Linked DNA regions of Homo sapiens: region 2 is linked to region 1. A link is a loop called in an ENCODE intact Hi-C map of the cell type or tissue named here. Cell type or tissue: Caco-2. All regions are shown on one strand. Links, peaks and the distances in the headings refer to the core of each region. The heading gives the core; the rest is flanking DNA.

Region 1 (10,825 bases), core at 3,129-5,628:
CAGGGAGGTGGTGGCGCTGGCTGGGAATGTCCCAGAGGAGGCCAAGCTTGGGCTTGTCTTTCCTTCAGAAGGTGACATAACTTGCCTGTCCCCTGCAAATCTCATGTTGAGATGTAATTCCCAGTTTGGGAGGTGGGGCCTGGTGGGAGGTGTTTGGTTCATGGGGACGGATCCCTCATGGCTAGGTGCTGTCCTCACAATAGTGAGTGAGCTCTGGTGAGACATCTGGTAGTTTAAGAGCGTGTGGCACCCCCCACCCCCACTGCTGTTCCTGCTCCTGCCACGTGACACACCTGCTCTTGCTTCACCTTCCGCCCTGACTGGAAGCTCCCTGATGCCTCCCCAGAAGCAAAGCTGATGCAGGTGCCATGCTTCCTGTACAGCCCGCAGGACTGTAAGCCAGTTAAGCCTCTCTTCTTTATAAATTACCCAACCTCAGTTATTCCTTTATAGCAATGCAAGAATGGCCTAATACAGAAGGCTTCTGCTGAGACTGGCAACTGGGCCAGTCCTTGCTTTATGCTGTCTTGAAGGAGGGGTAGGAGACTGCCTTGTGGACAAGGAGAGGAAGGGATCCCCGGAAGAGAAAGCGGCCTGTGCAAGGTTCCAGCTAGGAGACAGCACAGCCAGAGGGGAGGCTACAGACCTGTGGGTGGGGCTGAGGCTCACTGCCCTGTAGGTGGGCATGTGGTAGGGGGCTTGCTTGTGTGTGTGTGTGTTTGTATGGGAGTGTGCATGTGTGTGAAGGTGTGTGTGGGTGAGTATATATGTGAATGCATGTGCTTGTGTAGGATGAGTAGGTATGTGTGTGAGACTGTGTGTGGGGGCACGTGTGCATATGTGTGTGGGGGAATGAGTGTGCATGTGTGTCTATGTGTGAGTGTGACTGAGTGTGTGAGTGTGCATCAGTGTGTGGGTGTGTGCAGGAGAGGGGCTGAGGAGGAGCAGCAGGCCAGGGTGCTGCAAAGGCAGGCACCTGCCAACAGGCTCAGGCACACAATATGGCAAAGCCACAGGCTGACCCCAGATGCCCCCCAGGGCATCCCAGCACACAGCCTCAGGGAAGGCTCAGACAGCACTCGAGGAAGTGCTAATTAGGCAATTTGTGCCTGATGTGCAGGACTGCATCGAGATTCTTAGCCTTCGCCAGTCTCACCCTGAGTTTGGCAGATCAGAGCCTGTGAAGAAGGCGGGCATATTTCTCTGGACTGTCCAAAATGTGCATTAGGAAGGAAGTCAGCCACGGGAATGCGCGCAGAGCAGAGGCTTTGGAAGCCTCCGGGCTCTACTCCCCAGGCTCTGTGAGGGTCCTGGTTTCTCATCGGATCTGTGAAGAACTAGGGTGCAGCCGCCTGAGGTCACAGAGACGGCAGAAGAGACCCAAACCTTTACTCCCGGCTCAGCAGAGCCTGCGGGTCTCCTTCCGAGGGCCCTGCCCTGTGGTTTATTTTCTGTCTTTGTAGGTTTATTGGCTTATGGCTCCACAAAACCCTACCCTTGTGGTTGTCAACTGGGAACAACTTTATCCTCAGGGGATGCTTGGCAATGTCTGGAGACATTTTTGTTTGCACAACAGAGGGGATGCTACTGGCATCTCATGAGTACAGTCCCGGGGTGCTGCTCAACACTGTACAAGGCAAAGGACAGTCCCCCATCCCAGAGTGGTCCCTCCCCAAAGGTCGACCCGCAGTGGGGGCTGTGCACTGTTGTCTGTAAGCTCCCTGGCAGCCCTGGGGCTGTTTTCTTCCCAGGGGTCCAGCTCCTGTGCAGCACAGTGCTGGTGGGTGTAGGTGTTTGGGGGACACAGATGGTGACAGTAAGGTCTGTGCTTTTCACTTTCTCATTGGCCAGCGGAATAGGGTGGGAAATGGGATGCAGACTGCCTGCCCCCAGCATTGAGCCATTGCCCCCGCAGCTGCCCCTGCCGGCCCCAAGGCACACTTGCACACCACACACACACACAGATGCACACACACACACAGATGCACAGGCACACACAGACATATAGGCACACACACAGGCACACGGACACATATAGACATACAGACACACAGACACACAAGCAGGTACACACACACAGACACATACACACACACACATACAGACACAAAAACAGAGGCACACACACGCAGATACACAGGCACACATAGACATATAGGCACACACACCACGGGCATGCACACAGACATACAGACGTACAGACACACAGACACATGGGTACACACAAATGCACTGGCATGCACACACAGATGCACAGGCATACACACAGACACACTTCCACACATACCCACACAGGCACACAGAGCTCCCAGTTGGCCAAGTGAAACCCTAAAATAATTATATTGGGAGAACAGCAGAGAGCTCTACCTGAACAGCCACTCTATGCTAAGCCTGCCCTGGACACTTTGTCCCCATGGCCTGTTCCCACAGCAGTCCGAGGGGTGTCTGAAGAGCCAGGGAGCTTTCTGAACTCAGAGGCAGCACCATGTCCACTCTGGGGTCAAGGAAGCCTTCCAGCCGGGCAGATTCCCTAAGGTTAGGCAGGTCTGGGCGGGCAGAAGGAGGTCCAGGCAGTGGGAACGGCACATGGCCAGGCCTGGAAGAATGAAGGACGAAGCCCTGTGCGACCTGCCATTCCATAGCCTGTCTGGAGCCCTGCCTGCGAGGGAAGTGGGGAGAAAGGTGGGCTCAGGGGAGAGCAGGGCCAGCCCTGGACCAGGTGAACTGGCTAAGCAGGTGGGGATGCAACGCTGCTCACAGGGAGAGGACGGGAACAGATGAGCATCAGCCAGGCTTGGCTTCGGTTGGATTCAGTGGTGAACACTGGGCAGGCTGGGGAGGGTCTGTGTTCAGAAACGTGCGTGTGCGCTGCTACCACGGTTTGTGAAAAAGGTCTGGAAGCCTGGCACTCTTGGAGAAACTGATGTGGGGAGACATTATTTTTGCACCAAAAGGAGTGACGGAAGTCTTTAAAATAATCTGACATGAAACACTAGCCAGGGACGTCTGAGGCTCCCCAGGAACCAGCCTAGAAATCTCTTGCCTTCCAGGCTGGAGTCTCCACCTCCATTCACATAATACGGGGCTGGAACAGGCAACAACAAAGAGCAAATGTTGTCTCTTTCCTGCTCACACCACTGCTACCGGGCAGGGCAAGGACAGGTGAGCGGGTGGGGTGTGCTCTCCTAGGTCACAGATGGCAGAGGTGGCTGAACTGGAATGTCACCCAGGATTTCCATCCCAATTGTCACTATTCCTCAGGTGCTCTCTGCAATTCCCTCTAGGAGAAATGCAACTGCTCAACAGGAAGGGACCACAGGAGGCTTCCAGGCAGGTCCAAACTTTCAGCGTCTGTCCTGGAGGACCCAGGAGCCTCCAGCTCCTGCCAGAACCCTCCTTTAAAATGTAAATCCAATGCTTTCACTTCCCTGCCTTAAACACTCCAGTTTCTGGGGGACAAAACCTAAAACTTTGACCGTGGCCTCTGGAAGCCTTTTTGGTGTGGCATGTGTTCCCTCCTGGCCCCATTTCCTATTATATTCCCTCTGGTTTATTCCCTTAAATGCTATAAAATTGTTCTTTGAAACCCAGGCTTTCTGCTGCCTTCAAGAGTGTGATCTTGTCGATCCCTTTGCCTGGAAGGCTCAGTGCCCATCCCTGCAGTCCTGGTTCCCTCACTTTACCTCTAGGTCTCTGCCGACCCTTCCTAAAAGAAGCCCCTGCCTCTGCCCCTCCCATCCCACCTCTCCCTCTTCCGAGCTTGTGCAACAAGTGCTGACTGCCCTGTCGGGGTAGGTCATTGCCTGTCTTCCTCTACTCGGCAGTCAGCTCTGTGGAGGCAGAAGGGTAGATCAGCCTGCTATCCCCACACCTGGACCTGAGCACCTGGAGGTGGGATTCAGTGACAGAGAGAAGGCTTGGCACCCCCAAAGGACCTACCACAAGGAGGGAAGCTGTACGGCTGGGACCCTGGAAATCAGGCCCAAGTTCACCCTGAATTCCAGCAAGACATAAGCCCTTGGTGCTCAGGTGGAAGTGGCCAGCAGAGGGCTCACTAGCCAGCTGCCAAAGTCTTGCTTTGCACCAAGGCGGGGACCCTGCAGAGGGGTGGCATGACATCAGGTGGGACTTCCACTCACATTGGGCACAAAGCCGGGCATCAGTGCCTTCTTGAACACCGCGTCCCAGTTCATGTCGGCCAAGTAGGGCACGCTCTGTATGTCATGAAGGCTGGACACGCGGCTCTCAGGATCCTTGGTCAGGAGCTGCAGTTAGAGGGCAAATGAGTTTCCATGAATTGGGCATCCCTCAAGGTTAGCGGGGACTCTGAAGGAGGGGGTCTCAGGGCAATTAATGTGCCTCTGCTCTTCACGCTCTATTGATGTTGTGCCCCGTCTGGGTCACTGTTGTTGGAAGCGCCATCTGCACTCATCTCTTTATAGCCAGGGAGAAACTGAGAGGTCAGGCTGCTTCTGCAAGGTCATCCAGTGAGGGACTGTTAGGGCAGGGACCAGACTTTCAGCCCCCATGTTTCTTTCTGGGACTGGAGCCTGTAACAGGCTGCCTCTCTGATGTCTGGAGAAGCATCCAATTACAAATAGAAAGAATTAGCTGCCTCATCTTAGGATTTCCAACTTGGTAATGGGAGGCACCAAATTGTAATAAAATTTATACCTGGACAGCTACGAGGTGATCTCTGTGACCTAATGAAGTGGCCTCATTTGTAGCCAAGGGGACACTTTTTAGCTTCTCTTCTAATTGAGTTTCAGCTAATAAGGAGTGAGGTAGCATAAGAACAGCTGAAGACTATGACCTGGCATCCCAGCGGGCCTCCCAACTTGCCAAAACCCTGTAGCTTATCTACTGAAAAGGCACAGGGGCCAAGAATGAAAAGACAGAGGCCTGGCCCCGGGACTGTCATTTAACAGCTGTGACCTTGGGCGAGCTGCTGGGTGCCCTGGGCTCATTGCCTCCCTGAAAGCAGGGGGAATAATGGAGACTTCTCCACTTCCAGCTCATGGTAGGATGAGACCAAATGGGACTGGTAAGGACCTGGCACATACTTAGAAAGGTGGGGGGGGGGGGCACACCAGGGTCCACAGGTGGAGCTGGAAGTCAGAGCCCCCTGCCAGTTCACACACACCTGTCACTGCAGAAATCTCCCACCTATGCCCATTGAGTGGCTGCAGTCACAGCCCACAGGGATAGCTAGCAGGGGTTGCATCTGCTGATCATGGCTGCCACTCTTTAGGGGCTGTCCCAAAACAGTGGGTGCCAACTTAAGCAGGTTCCACTTCAATACCATGTGGAAGTTCACTGTTCAGGGCAGCTGTTCTGAAAACATGCTGATGTCCAGACCTGAGGGCCAGATTCTGAGTCACTTGGGTGGGCTGGGAGGTGCAGGCATTGGTGGTATGTAAGGCTTCCACATGGTTCTAATGAGCAGTCAGGGTTAAGAGACACTGACTTATAAGAACCAGGTGACGGGATGCGAGAGTGATCTGGCTGCGACACCTGTCATGCCATTGATTGCCAGGGTTGCTTCGGCTAATCTGGCTGGCTAGGCAGGTGTCCCCTTGCTCTCTCACGACTCCATGTGCATCCCTCCGAAAGCTGTGCACCCAGTCAAAGAGGATGACCATCCCCAATAGAGGAGGATCGGTCTTCGGTCAAGGGTATATGAGTAGCTGTGCTGCCCTGCTAGAGCCTCCAAACAAGCTCTCAAGAACCAGGTGGTGGATTTCCTTTAAAGTAATTTAACAGATTAATAATTCAACAAGCCATTATAGCCATGTAGGGATTAAAAGCTGGGACCTGAAGTTAGGAGAGTTTGGATCAAAATCCTGCTTCTGCCTTTTAATAGCTCTGTGGCATTGGTTGAATGATTTTGGTTTCCTATGCCTCAGCTTTCTCATCTCTGGTACTGGGATAGTGACACTTTCCCTGCTCACAGGGCTTGGGAGGAGTAAGGGAGAAGAGCCATCGTATGGCCCAGAACGCAGGACCCTAAACAGTGCTGGCTGCTATTGTCATCATTCCTTTAAAAACAACTGGGTGCCAACCTCACACAAGACTCAGCTCCATGCAAGACTCAGCTCCATGCATCGTGGAGGATGTGAAGGGAGCCTTAAAGGCAGGGCACCAAGATCTCCCGCCCATGTCGGACTGGAGTGCACACCAGAACCACCTGGAGAGCTCATGGAGACACAGACAGTGGGGCCCACCCCAGGTGTCTGATTCAGGTCTGGGTGGAGCCTGAGGATGTGCGTTTCTAACAGGCTCCCACATGACACTGATGCTGGCTGGTCCTAGGCCCATACCTTGGGAACCACTGCTTTAGTCTAATAGCAACAGTTCCTGCAGAAAGTCAAGGAGATTGATTCCTTCCTTCCTTCCTTCTTTCCTTTCCTTCCTTCCTTCCTTCCTTCCCTCCCTCCCTCCTTCCTTCCTCTCTCCCTCCATCCCTCCCTCCCTCCCTTCCGCCTCGCCTCGCTTCTTTCAGAGTTTTGCTCTTGTTGCCCAGGCTGGAGTGCAATGGTGCGATCTTGGCTCACCACAACCTCCACCTCCCAGGTTCAAGTGATTCACCTGCCTCAGCCTCCAAGTAGCTGGGATTACAGGCATGTGCCACCTACTTTTGTAGGTGGCTACTTTTGTATTTTTAGAGAGACGGGGTTTCTCCATGCTGGCCAGGCTGGTCTCGAACTCCTGACCTCATGTGATCCACCCACCTCAGCCTCCCAAAGTGCTGGAATTACAGGCGTGAGACACTGCGCCCAGCCGAGATACCCAATTTCTTAAAGGTCATTGAGTGAAAAGACCATGTGCAGCAGATTTAAAAAACCCACATGCAGGCTGGGCACGGTGGCTCACGCCTGTAATCCCAGCACTTTGGGAGGCCGAGGCTGGCGGATCACAAGGTCAGGAGATTGAGACCATCCTGGCTAACATGGTGAAACCCCGTCTCTACTAAAAATACAAAAAATTAGCCGGGCGTGTTGGCGGGTGCCTGTAGTCCCAGCTACTCAGGAGGCTGAGGCAGGAAAATGGCGTGAACCCGGGAGGCGGAGCTTGCAGTGAGTCGAGACTGCGCCACTGCACTCCAGCCTGGGCGACAGAGTGAGACTCCGTATATTAAAAAAAAAAAAAAAAAAAGAAAAAAAAAACCCCACATGCATTATTTCCGTTTATTAGGAGCTCGTAGCAGAGTGACAAGAGCCTAGGGGCTTGCGGTCAGAGCCGCCACAGTCCTCCGAGGTGTGCTGATCTGCACGCACCCCCATAACAGCGTTTATTCCACGGCATTTGGCATTTGAGCGCAGCTGATTTGATCATCTCTACCCCGAGTATGCCATTTGTATTCTCACCCCTTCGTTTGCTGATATGGCTGTTTCTACACTCACCGTAGCTCCCTGGCGGGGCAGGCTGGAAGCTGCCCCCTTACCTTCCTCAGCAGGGCCACCATCCCCTTGCACCACGTGGAGGAGTAGTGGACACGCTCCACCTTGAACATGTTGAGGATTTCATCGATGGGCGTGACCGAGTGGATTTCGTACGGCCTCTGCAATCAAAGAACAACAGCCAGAATCAGAGAGAGAGCCATTGGAAGGCACCGTCCGCATTTTAAGATTGTATGATTATGAGGGATGGTTTATTCTTCCTCTTCAAGTAACAGTGGGTGCTTCTCTTTCACGGCAGAGCAGGTGGCCCGAACCCAAGTGCCAACAGTAACCAGGCCCAGGGGGCAGTGCAGGACCTGGCAGGTGGGTGCTGCTGCTGTGGCCACAGCATGTTAGGGGTGGCTCACCGAGGTCACACAGCCCACAAATGCCAGAGGCAGGACTCACTGTCAGCAGCTTAACACCAGAGTCCCTGCTCCAGTCACAGGCTTGCGGGCTGACTCTTGCCGTCCACCAGGCACCCACGGACACCTCCAGTCATAGCCCCCACTTGCTGGGCCTTGGCCGCCACTTTCCCTGTCCGGGCCGAACTGGCCCATGGGGTGGACAGAGCTGAGATGGCCAGTGTCTGGGTGTGGTTGGGCTGAGGGATGGGAGGACCCCAGCCTCGTCCCCTGACTTCTCACCTGTCCTCCCCTCCCTACAGTGAGGATGTGTAAGCTCTGCTCTCCCCCAGTTTCTGAACTTGGTAGAAAATGAAGCCTCCTGACCATGTTTTCTCAACATTGCCATGTGCAGTTTCTTGCTTCTAAGCCCCTCTCAAAGCTTGGGAAGATTTTCTTGACTGTGACCCTGGGGACAAGGCTTGGAGTGCTTCTGAGCAGCAGTGCACTCCCGGTCCCCGCTCCCCCTGCCCCAACCCCCATGAACATTATCTCCCAGAGCCTCTCCAGCTGAACTGCGGTCCAAGATGTTTTCAGGTTGGTATCATGGCCACATGTCTTGGGATGACAAAAACAACAGTTTCCCTGGCACGTGTGGTGGTACAACAAACTGATCCTGGAGAAATCTGAGCGATGAATTCGTGATTAACCCATATGAAGTTGACTGCCATTAATATGTGCCAGTAAAATTAGTGCTGTCTGTCTCCTCCACGAAGCTGTGGGCTGCTCAAAGGGGGAATTTGACCACGCTCATTTCTGTGTTCTCGGGGCCCCAGTAGTGTCTGTCATCGAGCAGGGTCCCAGAGCATGGCGACAGTGAACGTCTCAGTCCCTCCGCAGGTGCTGAGCGAACGCTGACCCTGAGTCAGACGCCATACTGGGATCCCACTGCCACCTTGGTCCCTGGGTTTGGGGTTTCCAGGTACACACTGTGAAAAAACACTCACTTGTACTGGCTGCACCTTGAGTTCTTGCTTCGGAAAAGTTCCAAGAAGCCCAGCCCTGCAAACCAGTAGGATCTGGAGATGCCAGAGTTGGGAATGAACTCCCCTTATCTCCATGCTGAAAACCCCGCCAGGGGAGGAGCTGATTTCCTATGCATGCGGCATATGTAGAAGCATGATCCGCTTGCACTGACCTTACTGGCCACCCTCCCAGGTTGTGGTCATTGGACTGTCACCACCACGTGATCGAGCCTACATGTTGTGTGGGTAACACTGCGGCACTTAAGGTCCTGGCTCCAACCTCATGGAACGGCAATTCCCACAGGGCTGCTGCAGACAGAAGGCGCCCGCCCAAAGGGGCGAGGGGTCCCGATCCTTGGTAGGGCTACAGTTCCCTGGAGTGAAGGGACACCTTTATCTTTACCAAACAGGAGGCCCTGGAGAAGATGTTGGCCCTCAGGGGTGCGCCTCTGCCCCCTCAGATGTGCACACCCAGAAGGGAGCTTTTTTTCCTGAGTGGCACCTTCTCTCTTATCTGTTAATTGAGTGAGGACCTGTCCATTTCACCGTATAATAGGCAGAGCAAAACCAAAACCCGTGGGCTCTCTAGAAAGTCTAGTTAACTTGATACACTAACACTTAAAAAATCTTTCTTCAATTTTTTTTAATCTAATGGGAAAGTTACTTCCATGAACGAGCATTTTCTGCCCATCATTGCGTGTGTGAGATCCCTTCGCACTTCACCAGAAACAACTACCATAGTTAGAATGATGAGAGCCGATCTTAACTGAAAATGCCCCTTACGTGACACAAAGCTCATAGAATCTTTATGAGCTGGTGACTGTTAACATGACCATTTCACAGAAGACAAAACCGAGGCACTATATCCTGGAGCTGGGCACTGAGGTGAAAGGCCAGGCAGTGTGAATTGCCAAGGCTCACCTCTGACCACTGCTGCTACAGGGGAAATTGTGTCCCCCAAATTCATATGCTAAAGTCCTAGCCCCCAGGACCTCAGAATGTGACCTTATTTGGACATAGGCTCTTTCTAGAAGTAATCCAATCGAGTCATTAGAGTTGGTCCTAATTCTACGTGACCTGAGTCCGTATAAAAGGGGGACTTTATGGCACAGAAAGACACATAGAGGAAAGACGATGTGAACAAGACAGCCATCCACAAGCCAAGCAGAGAGGCCTGGAATAGGTCCTTCCCTCAGCCTCAGGAGGAACAAGCCCTGCCAACCACTTCATCTCAGACTTCTGGCCTTCAGAACTGTGAGAGAATAATTTCTGTTTAAGCCACCCAGTGTGTGGATCTTAGTTACGGCCATCACAGGTAATGAACAGCAGCCCTACAGAGCTCTCACTCCAGGAGGTGGCTGACTTTGACTCTGCTCCTGTGATGAACTGGTGACCTCTGTAGATGGGGCCCGGCATGAGCGGGACAGACATGGTCCCTCCTGCACTGAGCTCACTGTCTTGGAGAGAGATGGGCAATAAAGAGAGGTCGGGGGTGGAATGAGTGCTGGGGAGGGAATCTATGGGGCTGCTGGGCATGTTTGCGGAAGGGCAGTTCTCTATAATTTCCACAGGGGCAGGGACAGGAGACCCAGAGCTCAGGGCTACCACTGGGAGATGAGCTGGGGCTGAGTTCAGTTTTGGACTTCTTTTTTTTTAGATGGAGTTTCACTCTTGTCGCCTAGACTGGAGTGCAATGGTATGATCTCGGCTCACTGCAACCTCCACCTGCCAGGTTCAAGCGATTCTCCTGCCTCAGTCTCCCAAGTAGCTGGGATTACAGGCACGCGTCACCATGCCCCACTAATCTTTTTTATTTTTAGTAGAGACCGGGTTTTACCATGTTGGCCAGGTTGGTCTCGAACTCCTCACCTCAGGTGATCTGCCCGTCTCAGCCTCCCAGAGTGCTGGGATTACAGACGTAAGCCACTGCACCCAGCCGTTTTGGACTATTTATAATTGCTCCTTCCTGTCTTTTTTGCTTTTCAATAAACAGTTCTGCCCAAAACAGTCCCACCCC
Region 2 (10,825 bases), core at 4,775-7,274, 460 kb after region 1:
GCATACACAAGTATCAATAGCTGAATCAATCAAGCAGAAGAAAGGATATCAGAGATTGAAGACCACCTTGCTGAAATAAGGCATGAAGACAAGATTAGAGAAAAAGAGAATGAACAGGAACAAGCAAAGCCTCCAAGAAATATGGGACTGTGTGAAAAGACCAAACCTACGATTGACTGGTGTACCTAACAGTGATGGGAAGAATGGACCCAAGTTGGAAAACACACTTCAGGATATTATCCAGGAGAACACCCCCAACCTAGCAAAGCAGGCCAACATTCAAATTCAGGAAATACAGAGAACACTACTAACATAATCCATGAGAGGATCAACCCCAAGACACATACTCATCAGATTCTCCAAGGTTGAAATGAAGGCAAAAATGTTAAGGGCAGCCAGAGAGAAAGGTCAGGTCACCTACAAAGGGAAGCTCATCAGACTAACAGTGGATCTCTATGAAGAAACCCTACAAGCCAGAAGAGAATGGGGGCCAATATTCAACATTCTTAAAGAGTTTTCAACCCAGAATTTCCTATCCAGCCAAACTAAGCTTCATAAGCAAAGGAAAAATAAAATCCTTTACAGACAAGCAAATGCTGATGCATTTTGTCACCACCAGCCCTGCCTTGCAAGAGATCCTGAAGGAAGTACTAAATGTGGAAAGGAAAGACCAGTACCAGCCACTGCAAAAACACATCAAAATATAAAGACCAACGACACTGTGAAGAAACTGCATCAACTAATGTGCAAAATAACCAGCTAGCATCATGATGACAGGATCAAATTCACACGTAACAATATTAACCTTAAATGTCAATGGGATAAATGCCCCAATTACAAGGCACAGACTGGCAAATTGAATAAAGAGTCAAGACTCATGGGTGTGCTGTATTCGGGAGACCTATCACACACGCAAAGACACACATAGGCTCAAAATAAAGGAATGGGGGAATATTTACCAAGCAAATGGGAAGCAAAAAGAGCAGGAGTTGCAATCCTAGTCTCTGATAAAAGAGGCTTTAAACCAACAAAGATCGAAAATGACAAAGAAGGGCATTACATAATGGTAAAGGGATCAATGCAACAAGAGAACAGCTAACTATCCTAAATATACATGCACCAAATACAGGAGCACATAGATTCATAAAACAAGTTCTTTGAAACCTACAAAGAGACTTAGGCTCTTACACAATAATAGTGGGAGACTTTAACACCCACTGTCAACATTAGACACATCAATGAGACAAAAAATTAACAAGGATATTCAGGACTCGAACTCAGCTCTGGATCAAGTGGACCTAATAGACATCTCCAGAATTTTGCACCCTAAATCAACAGCATATACATTCTCAGCACCATGTAGTACTTATTCTAAATTGACCACATACTTGGAAGTAACACTCCTCAACAAATGCAAAAGAATGAAAATCATAACAAACAGTTTCTCAGATCACAGTGCAATCACATTAGAACTCAGGATTAAGAAACTCACTCAAAACTGCACAACTACATGGAAATTGAACAACCTGCTCCTGAATTACACTTGGGTAAGTAATGGAATTAAGGCAGAAATGAATAAGTTCTTTGAAACCAATGAGAACAAAGAGACAATGTACCAGAATCTCTGGGACACAGCTAACACAGTGTTAAGAGGGAAATTTATAGAATTAATGCCCATGTCAGAAAACTGGAAAGATCTGAAATCGACACCCTAACATCACAATTAAAATAACTAGAGAAGCAAGAGCAAACAAATTCAAAAGCTAGCAGAAGACAAGAAATAACTAAGATCAGAGCAGAACTGGAGGAGATAGAGACACAAAAAACCCTTCAAAAAATCAATGAATCCAGGAACTGTTCTTTTTTAATTAACAAAATAGACTGGTAGCTAGACTAATAAAGAAATAGAGAGAGAAGAATGATATAGACACAATAAAAATGATAAAGGGGATATCACCACTGATCCCACAGAAATACAAACTACCACCAGAGAATTCTATAAACACCTCTATGCAGATAAACTAGAAAATATAGAAGAAATGGATAAATTTCTGGATACATACACCCTCCCAAGACTAAACCAGGAGAAGTTGAATCCATGAATAGACCAATAACAAGTTCTGAAACTGAGGTAGTAATTAATAGCCTACCAACACAAAAAAGCCCAGAACCAGACGGATTCACAGCCAAATTCTACCAGAGGTACAAAGAGGAGCTGGTACCATTCCTTCTGAAACTATTCCAAACAATTGAAAAAGAGGGACTCCTCCCTAACTCATTTTATGAGGCCAGCATCATCCTGATACCAAAACTGGGGAGAGACACAACAAAAAAAGAAAACTTCAGGCCAATATCCCCGATGAAAATTGATGCAAAAATCCTCAATAAAATACTGGCAAACCAAATCCAGCAGTACATCAAAAAGCTTATCCACTACAATCAAGTTGGCTTCATCCCTGGGATGCAAGGCTGGTTCAACATATGCAAATCAATAAATGTAATCCATCAGATAAACAGAACCAATGACAAAAACCACATGATTATCTCAGCAGATGCAGAAAAGGCCTTCGATAAAATTCAACATTCCTTCATTTTAAAAACTCTCAATATACTAGGCATTGATGGAGCATATCTCAAAATAATAAGAGCTATTTATGACAAACCCATAGCCAATATCATACTGAATAGGCCAAAGCTGGAAGCATTCCCTTTGAAAACTGGCGTAAGGATGCCTTCTCTCGCCACTCCTATTCAACATAGTATTGGAAGTTCTGGCCAGGGCAATCAGGCAAGAGAAAGAAATAAAGGGTATTCAAATAGGAAGAGGGGAAGTCAAATCGTTTCTGTTTGCAGATGGCATGATTCTGTATTTAGAAAACCCCATTGTCTCTGCCCCAAAACGGCTTAAGCTGATAAGCAACTTCGGCAAAGTCTCAGGATACAAAATCAATGTGCAAAAATCACAAGCATTCCTATATACCAATAATAGACAAACAGAGAGCCAAATCATGAGTGAACTCCCATTCACAATTGCTACAAAGAGAATAAAATATCTAGGAATACAACTTACAAGGAATGTGAAGGACCTCTTCAAGGAAAACTACAAACCACTGCTCAAGGAAATGAGAGGACACAAACAAATGGAAAAAAAATTCCATGCTTGTGGATAGGAAGAATCAATATCATGAAAATGGCCATACTGCCCAAAGTAACTTATAGATTCAATGCTATTCCCATCAAGCTATCGACTTTCTTCACAGAATTAGAAAAACCTACTTTAAATTTCATATGGAACCCAAAAAGAGCCCATATAGCCAAGACAATCCTAAGCAAAAAGAACAAAGCTGGAGGCATCACACTACCTGACTTCAAACTATACTACAAGGCTACAGTAACCAAAGTAGCATGGTATTGGTACCAAAACAGTCATATAGACAAATGAAACAGAATAGATACCTCAGAAATAACACCTCACACCTACAAGCATCTGATCTTCAACAAACCTGACTAAAACAAGCAATGGGGAAAGGAGTCCCTATTTAATAAATGGTGCTGGGAAAACTGGCTAGCCATATGCAGAAAACTGAAACTGGACACCTTCCTTACACCCTATACAAAAATTAACTTGAGATGGGTTAAGGACTTAAATGTAAAACTAAAAATCATAAAAGCCTTGAAGAAAACCTAGGCAATACCATTCAGGACATAGACATCGGCAAAGACTTCATGACTAAAACACCAAAAGCAATTGCAACAAAAGCCAAAATTGACAAATGGGATCTAATTAAACTAAAGAGCTTCTGGACAGCAACAGAAACTAGCATCATAGTGAAGAGGCAACCTGCAGAATGGGAGAAAAAGTTTGCAATCTACCCATCTGACAAAGGTCTAATATCCAGAGTCTACAAGGAACTTAAACAAATTCACAAGAAAAAAAAAATTCAAAATGTGGGCAAAGGATATGAGCAGGCACTTCTCAAAAGAAGACATTTATGTGACCAAGAAAAATGTGAAGAAAAGCTCATCATCACTGAGAAATGCAAATCAAAACCACAATGAGATACCATCTCAAGCCAGTCAGAATGGCGATTATTAAAAAGTCAGGAAACAATAAATGCTGTTGAGGCTGTGGAGAAATAGGAACACTTTTACACTGCTTGTGGGAGTGTAAACTAGTTCAACCATTGTGGAAGACAGTGTGGTGGTTCCTCAAGGATCTAGAACCAGAAATACCATTTGGCCCGGCAATCCCATTACTTGATATATACCCAAAGGATTATAAATCATTCTACTATAAAGACACATGCACACGTATGTTTATTGCAGTACTATTTTCAATAGCGAAGACTTGGAACCAACCCAAATGCCCATCAATAATAGACTGGATAAAGAAAATGTGGCACATATACACCATGAAATACTAGGCAGACATAAAAAAGAATGAGATCATGTCCTTTGCAGGGACATGGATGAAGCTGGAAGCCATCATCCTCAGCAAACTAACACTGGAACAGAAAACCGAACACCACATGTTCTCACTCATAAGTGGGAGTTGAACAATGAGAACACATGGACACAGGGAGGGGAACATCACACACCGGGGCCTGGGGCCTGTCAGTGGGTGGAGAGCAAGGGGAGGGAGAGCATTAGGACAAAACTGGGTTTAAATTGAACCAGAAGTCTGGGTTTAAATCCTGACGCTGACTCCTCGAAGCATCTCTTGGCTTCAGTTTCCACATCTGTAAAATGGGGTTCATAATAATACCTACTGAATAGAGTTGCGTGAAGAGCCATGTAAGTTATTTCGTGGAGAACATTTGGAGAAGAGGCTGGCACACACCAATGGTTCACCACCGATGGTAGCAACTGTCCTCAGGAGGGTGCCCCCGGGAAGCAGGGAGGCAAGGCTGGCGGCAGACAGATTGAGCCTGAGCAGGGCCTGGACAGGCATTGCCTCTCAGGAAAAGGGTCAGGGAAAATGTGGTATAGCTCAGGGGAAGAGTGAAAGCTTGGCCTGGATACATCGAGCATGAGCATCGACAGCAAAAGCCAGAGGCCCCGAAGCCAGCCAGGCTGTGGAGGGGGAGCCTTGCCAAACGTGATTAATTATAAACAGATTTACGCTTGCAAATGAGGTTCTCTGCTAGCAACTATTTAGGCGGGGATTTTTTACACAAAGCATCAGTGTGACCTCTCTATGTGCATTTCTAAAGTGATTAACGATTCTCCAAGGTCAAGTTGCAGTGGTATGTAGATTCTTAAAAATCGATCTATGCTCGTTAATGCCACCAATAACTGAAGCTGAGAAACTTAACATTGTTTGCCTTTCACAATTATTGCCCTCCAGTCTGGGCATAAAACGTAGGCCAGGACCTGCCAGCAGGCTGCTTCAGCCAGGTTCCTCTCCGACTGTTCGGGGCCCCTGCACCCACCTCTCCTCCACCCAGAGGGACGTTCTCAGGACACTGATCTAACCTGGTGCACCCAGCACACCCAACCCCACAGCCTTCCAGGGTCAGCTGTGCTGACGGAAGTCCCTGGGGTCACAGGAAAGGTCGCCTGGGAGAAGGGCTGGTGTGGGTCTAGCAGCGAGTCCCCGGGGTAACCTAGGCAAACCCCTTCCTCCTTCTCTGCCTGCTTTCCCAGGTGTAAGTAGGGGACCCAGGAGGGGATCATGCTGTGGTTCTCCACGGCCCTGTCCAGCCTCCCTCCTGGGTCCTTTCCCCTGGCTTGGGCAAGGGGTTGGGGTTGGTGGTGCTCACCGATCGTGTTCCTGTCCCTTAAGTTGCAAGGCCCTCAGTGGTGACCTGGGACCAGACGAGGCTGACTGCGGACGTTGTCCCAAACTTCATGCAGAGGGAAAAGCACCGCTGCCCTCTAGCGGCCTTTGGCCAGAATGACCTTGGGCCGAGGTCCTAAAGGGCTGCCTGTGGGGCTCAGTGAAATCCACATTTAACAGCGCTGAGTTCCCACTGCGTGTCAGGACCCAGTGTGCCCAGTGAGGGGCACATGCCTGCCCATGGGAGACTCACTCCTGGAGAGGGATAGGTGCATGGGTTGGGTGGGCGCCACACATAGCGCCTTTTAGCAAAGTGACCTTAACCTTTCTGCATCCCTACTTCATTCATCGTTATAACTGGGCTAAAAATAAAATGACTTCCTTGCAGCAGCTGAGCACCATGACTATGTCCCAGATCCAGCGCCTGCTCGCTGTTCCCACTGCCCCCAGCCTGGACCAAGCCTCCAGCCTCTCTCCCTGTTCTCCCGGCTCCCGCCTTGCGCTGCACCTTTCCTTCTGCACAGGGCAGCCAGGGGACGCACGGAATCCCGCTGCAATCCGACCACGCCATCCTCTGTCCACCACCCTCCAGTGCTTTCCAGCCCACCTGGAGGAAAAGCTGAGTCCCAGCTATGGCCTCTGGGATCCTACAGGATTTTGGGCTGTCACCTCTCAGGTCTCAGGACCTACCTCTCCCCAGCCCACCACAATGCAGCCACACAGCGCCCAGATGCCTGTCCTGGAACGTACAAGCCTTCCCCGGGAGCTCCCTGCCCCCAGGTAGCAGCTCACCTGACGTCCTCAACTTCAGGTTTTCCCTCTGTGTATCCTCCCTGGAATTTCAATTTCAAATTGCAGCTCTCACCTGACAACTCCATCTCCACTTCATTCTTCTCCGCCACACCTGTTGCTATTACAGTCTACAGTTTACTTATTCATTTCACCTAATGGCTGCCTCCCCCAACCAGAATGTCAGCTCCATGGAGACAAGGACTTCTGTCTGTTTCATCCCTGACTGTGCCCTAGCATCTATTATAGTACATAACTCATTGCAGGTGCTCGATAAATATTTGTTAATTAAACAAACACGTGAGTGAACAAGTTTGGATTAGTATCAGCGAGTGAATCTTGGGCGGGGGGGTTGGCAAATGTTATCTCCTAGTATTGTTTCTCTGAGCTAACATCGAATATGAAATGACCAAGGGCGGGTGTCCTCACTGCTGTGGGGCACAGAAATCCCTTTCTCATAGTTTCCTAACCTCAGCAAGGCTCTTGGGGGGTGGGGACGGGCAGGAGGACATAGAAACTGGGATTGGAAATAAATAGGAGTTTTCCCGGGTGAGGCGATGTCCAAGCCAGGAAGCAGCAAGTGTAGAAGTCACAGAAAGGTGCATAGAAAGGGAGCAGGGTCACCAGGGTGGCTGGGACCAAGGGTGTGGGAGTCCAGGGACCCAGGAGAGAAAAGGAGGAGGAAGACAGGTGGTCACTTGGCACACGACTTCGCATTAAAAGCAAGCTCTGCATTGAAAAGCTTGGGTGGGCTGGGTGCGGTGGCTCACACCTGTAATCCCAGCACTTTGGGAGGCTGAGGCGGGTGGATCACGAGGTCAGGAGATGGAGACCATCCTGGCTAACACGATGAGACCCCATCTCTACTAAAAATACAAAAAATTAGCTGGGCATGGTGGCACGTGCCTGTAGTCCCAGCTACTCGGGAGGCTGAGGCAGGACAATCGCTTGAACTCAGGAGGCGGAGGTTGCAGTGAGCCGAGATCACACCACTGAACTCCAGCCTAGCAAGGGAGCGAGACTCTGTCTCAAAAAACAAAAAAAAAAGCTTGGCAGGGCTTAATGTACAGACCACGTGGCGGTAGGTTGGGGTTGGGCAGGAAGGGTTGGAAACCAGGGAGGTGAGTGAGCATTCTTGTGTTCTAGAAAGGTTGCTCTGGTTGCTGTGTGGAGGCTGGAGGATCCAGGGAGCCCCCCAGGAGGCTGCTGCACTAGTCCAGGTGAGAGCCCATGGGCTGTGGGGGGACAGCAGCAGGAGGGCTGAAGAGGAGGTGGCAGGTGGGGGATGGGAAGCCTATGGACCAGAACAATCAGTAGAAGGGCAGGGGAGTGACAGGCATGATTCCTGGATCTTATATGGCCATGACCTGGATGAGTGGAATGGAATCTACCTCCTGTGTCCCTAAATCACTTTTTTCTTCTGGCATTTCCCCATGGTTTTTTGGATTGTTAGCCACAAATATGATTCAAGACCTAGAAAACCTGTTTTATTCCCACTTAAAAATAATTAACAGGGCCTTGCTAATATTGTTGTAAATGCTTTGGATGGTACTGGACCACATCAATAGGAGTAGAGCGGCCAGAATATGGGAGGTGATGCCCCCTGGATACAGCTCACGGCACCTGTCCCAGCGTGCAGTCCAACCCAGAGTGAACACTGATGTGTGTGCCAAGAGGAGGGACCCCCAAACACACACCCAAATAGCCACTAGGAGCGTCAGATGAAGAATCTCGGGGTGCTCACCCTAAAACTAGGAAGACTTGGAACAGATAAAATACCCAAGAGCTGGCCGGGCACGATGGCTTAAGCCTGTAATCCCAGCACTTTGGGAGGCCGAGGCGGGCGGATCATGAGGTCAGGAGATCGAGACCATCCTGGCTAACACGGTGAAACCCCTTCTCTACTAAATATACAAAAAATTAGCCGTGCGTAATGGCGGGCACCTGTAGTCCCAGCTACTCGGGAGGCTGAGGCAGGAGAATGGCGTGAACCCGGGAGGTGGAGCTTGCAGTGAGCTGAGATCACTCCACTGCACTCCAGCCTGGGCGACAGAGTGAGACTCCATCTCGAAAAAAAAAAAAAAAAAAAAAAAAGAAAAGAAAAATACCCAAGAGCTCTGTGGCTGTGTGCCTTGCTTCCATCTGGGGCTGGAGGTGATTATTAGCTTTGTTCCAGTTGGTGCCAAAAAGTAGAATTAAGAGCACGCATGGAGGCCAGGCACAGTGGCACACACTCATAACCCTAGCACTTTGGGAGGCTGAGGCAGGAGGATCTCTTGCGTCCAGGAGTTCAAGACCAGCTTGGGCAGCATGGCAAAACTCTGTCTCTACTAAAAATACAAAAATTAGTCAGGTGTGGTAACACATGCCTGTAATCCCAGCTGAGGTGGGAGGATCGCTTGAGTCTGCAGGACGAGGTTGCAGTGAGTGGTGATGGCACCACTGCACTCCAGCCTGGGCGACAGAGCGAGGCTGGAGTCTGTCTCAAAAAAAAAAAAAAAAGAAAAAAGGAAAAAAAAAACAGCACGCACGGAAGCGAGAGCTGTCCAGGGGTGTCCAGGAATGAAATTGGCTGGCCTGGGCATAGGAGTAAGCCCCTCATCCCAGGAGCCACCAAGGAGAGACAATGTTACCTCTTGGGAAGAAAGTAGAGGGCATATCTGCATTTGAGGTTGGACAAAGTGACCTTTAGTCATCCTCCCAAAACTGCAGATTCACAAATCTGTGAATGAAATGTCCCGAGAAGGGAGCCGTGAGAAGGCCCTGAGAAGCAGCCACCCGCCCCTGCCCGGATTCCCACTCCCGTCAGGAGACACCTAAACCGAGAGAGCCAGCAGGCTTGAGGAGCCCGTGTCCACTGCCCCACTCCACAGACGGGAGCACAGAGAGTGGAGGCAGGATGGACTCACACAGCCTCACATATCTCACTCCTGCTCACTCCTGCCCAGTGGGCCGAATTCAAGACCCCTAAACGCCTCCGCTCACTCTGTTTCCTTATATTTCACTTGTGATTTTTTAAAAGGTCAGTTTATTTCCTATGATCTGCAAGAAGGCAACTGGTATGTGAAAGGGTGAGTGTGGGTGGCTGTTTCCAGTTAAACAAGAGAAAGTTTTTCTAACTGTGTCAAAACTGTGGAGGAGAGACTGGCTAGGCTTCATTAGGATCAGCCCGCGGCGCCCAGGCGCGGCTTAGTCACTGTGGCTTCCTCACTCCTCAACACTTAACCAGCATCTTTGGTCCCCCACCCCCAACCCTGACAAATCTTTAGGCTCTGCCTGGGGCTTGGTGGCAGCCGTCCGAGGTTCTCCAGCCCTTGACAAAGGTCAGTCTGTAGGCCCATCACAGCCAGAGAGCATGGAGGCTGTGCTCGGGCCCTGCTGACTCATGTGGCTGACAGCCAGCGATCCAAGGCTCCACGGGCACTGCTTTGCATCACAGGGTGTCAAGCCAGTGGCAGGGACCCACCCAGGCCAGCCAGTCTCCACTCCCAAATCCAACCCAACCCCGCCCTGCTGCAGGGCTCTCAGCCTTGGGCACTGGGGGCGTCTGGGGCCACCTAGTCCTTTGTCGGTGGTGGGGCTTTGCACTGTGGGGTGTTTAGCCACAGACCCGGCCTCCACCCACAGGATGTCAGCAGCATCACCAGATGATGGCCCAGTCATGACAGCCAAAAACGCCCCAGACATGGCCAAATCAGGGCCCAAATCAGCCCTGTGTTGAGAAGCTCTGAGCTACAGCCAACAGCATCCTCCCTCTTTGTCTTGTTTCCAAAATATTCTTGTGAGGTTCTACAGGAAAAAAGAAAAAAAATGCCTAAGTTTTTATGTCGGGATGTGGACAAGAATGGGAGGCCACAAGCCCTGGCTTGACCCCATGGAGGTCGAGGGTGTTTTACACAGGGCCATCACACATGGACATCACCTTGCTGGCACCTAGAGGCATTGACTGTGCCATCCCTAACCCAATCCAGCCCTCTCCTATCATGGAGGAAGAAAGTGCAGCCCAGAGAGGTTAAGCAACCAGCTGGAAGTCACACAGCAGGCTTAGTCATCTAACCCCCTATCCAGTGCTCTTTCACCACCCTACACCAAGCCTGGATCCAGCCAGCACTCACCAGGAGGCTAAAACTTTGCGGAGGCAAAACATCCCCTTCCAACAGGAACTCAAGACAAGGGCAGAACCTCATTTTCATGTTACAATGCTGTGAAAATGTGCAAAGTAAAATGTGGTAAAAACATGGGTTGGGGCCAAAGCGG

The links. A loop is a pair of places that touch in the nucleus more often than their neighbours do. Peaks named below come from ENCODE experiments on the same cell type or tissue, not always from the same donor. Only the 100,000 strongest peaks of a DNase experiment are listed, where the experiment ranks them.
Region 2: a loop joins it to region 1, with 20 times the contacts of the local background. A loop is called at or near these places in 9 of 110 quality-filtered maps.

Annotation. Positions count from the first base shown.
Region 1 is chr4:5,453,543-5,464,367 of GRCh38, reverse strand. It overlaps STK32B (serine/threonine kinase 32B), which reads right to left. Exons shown (of 12, transcript NM_018401.3): 8 at 7,445-7,561; 9 at 4,140-4,265. It also overlaps the pseudogene RN7SKP275. Among named protein-coding and RNA genes, the nearest start is that of LINC01587, 66 kb to the left of the region's middle. In Caco-2, for the core only: no CTCF peak of the experiment used is centred there; a DNase peak (open chromatin) is centred at 4,070.
Region 2 is chr4:4,990,349-5,001,173 of GRCh38, reverse strand. No RefSeq gene overlaps it. Among named protein-coding and RNA genes, the nearest start is that of CYTL1, 24 kb to the left of the region's middle. RefSeq lists an enhancer at 5,695-5,844. In Caco-2, for the core only: a CTCF peak has its summit at 5,877 (motif pointing left); a DNase peak (open chromatin) is centred at 5,853.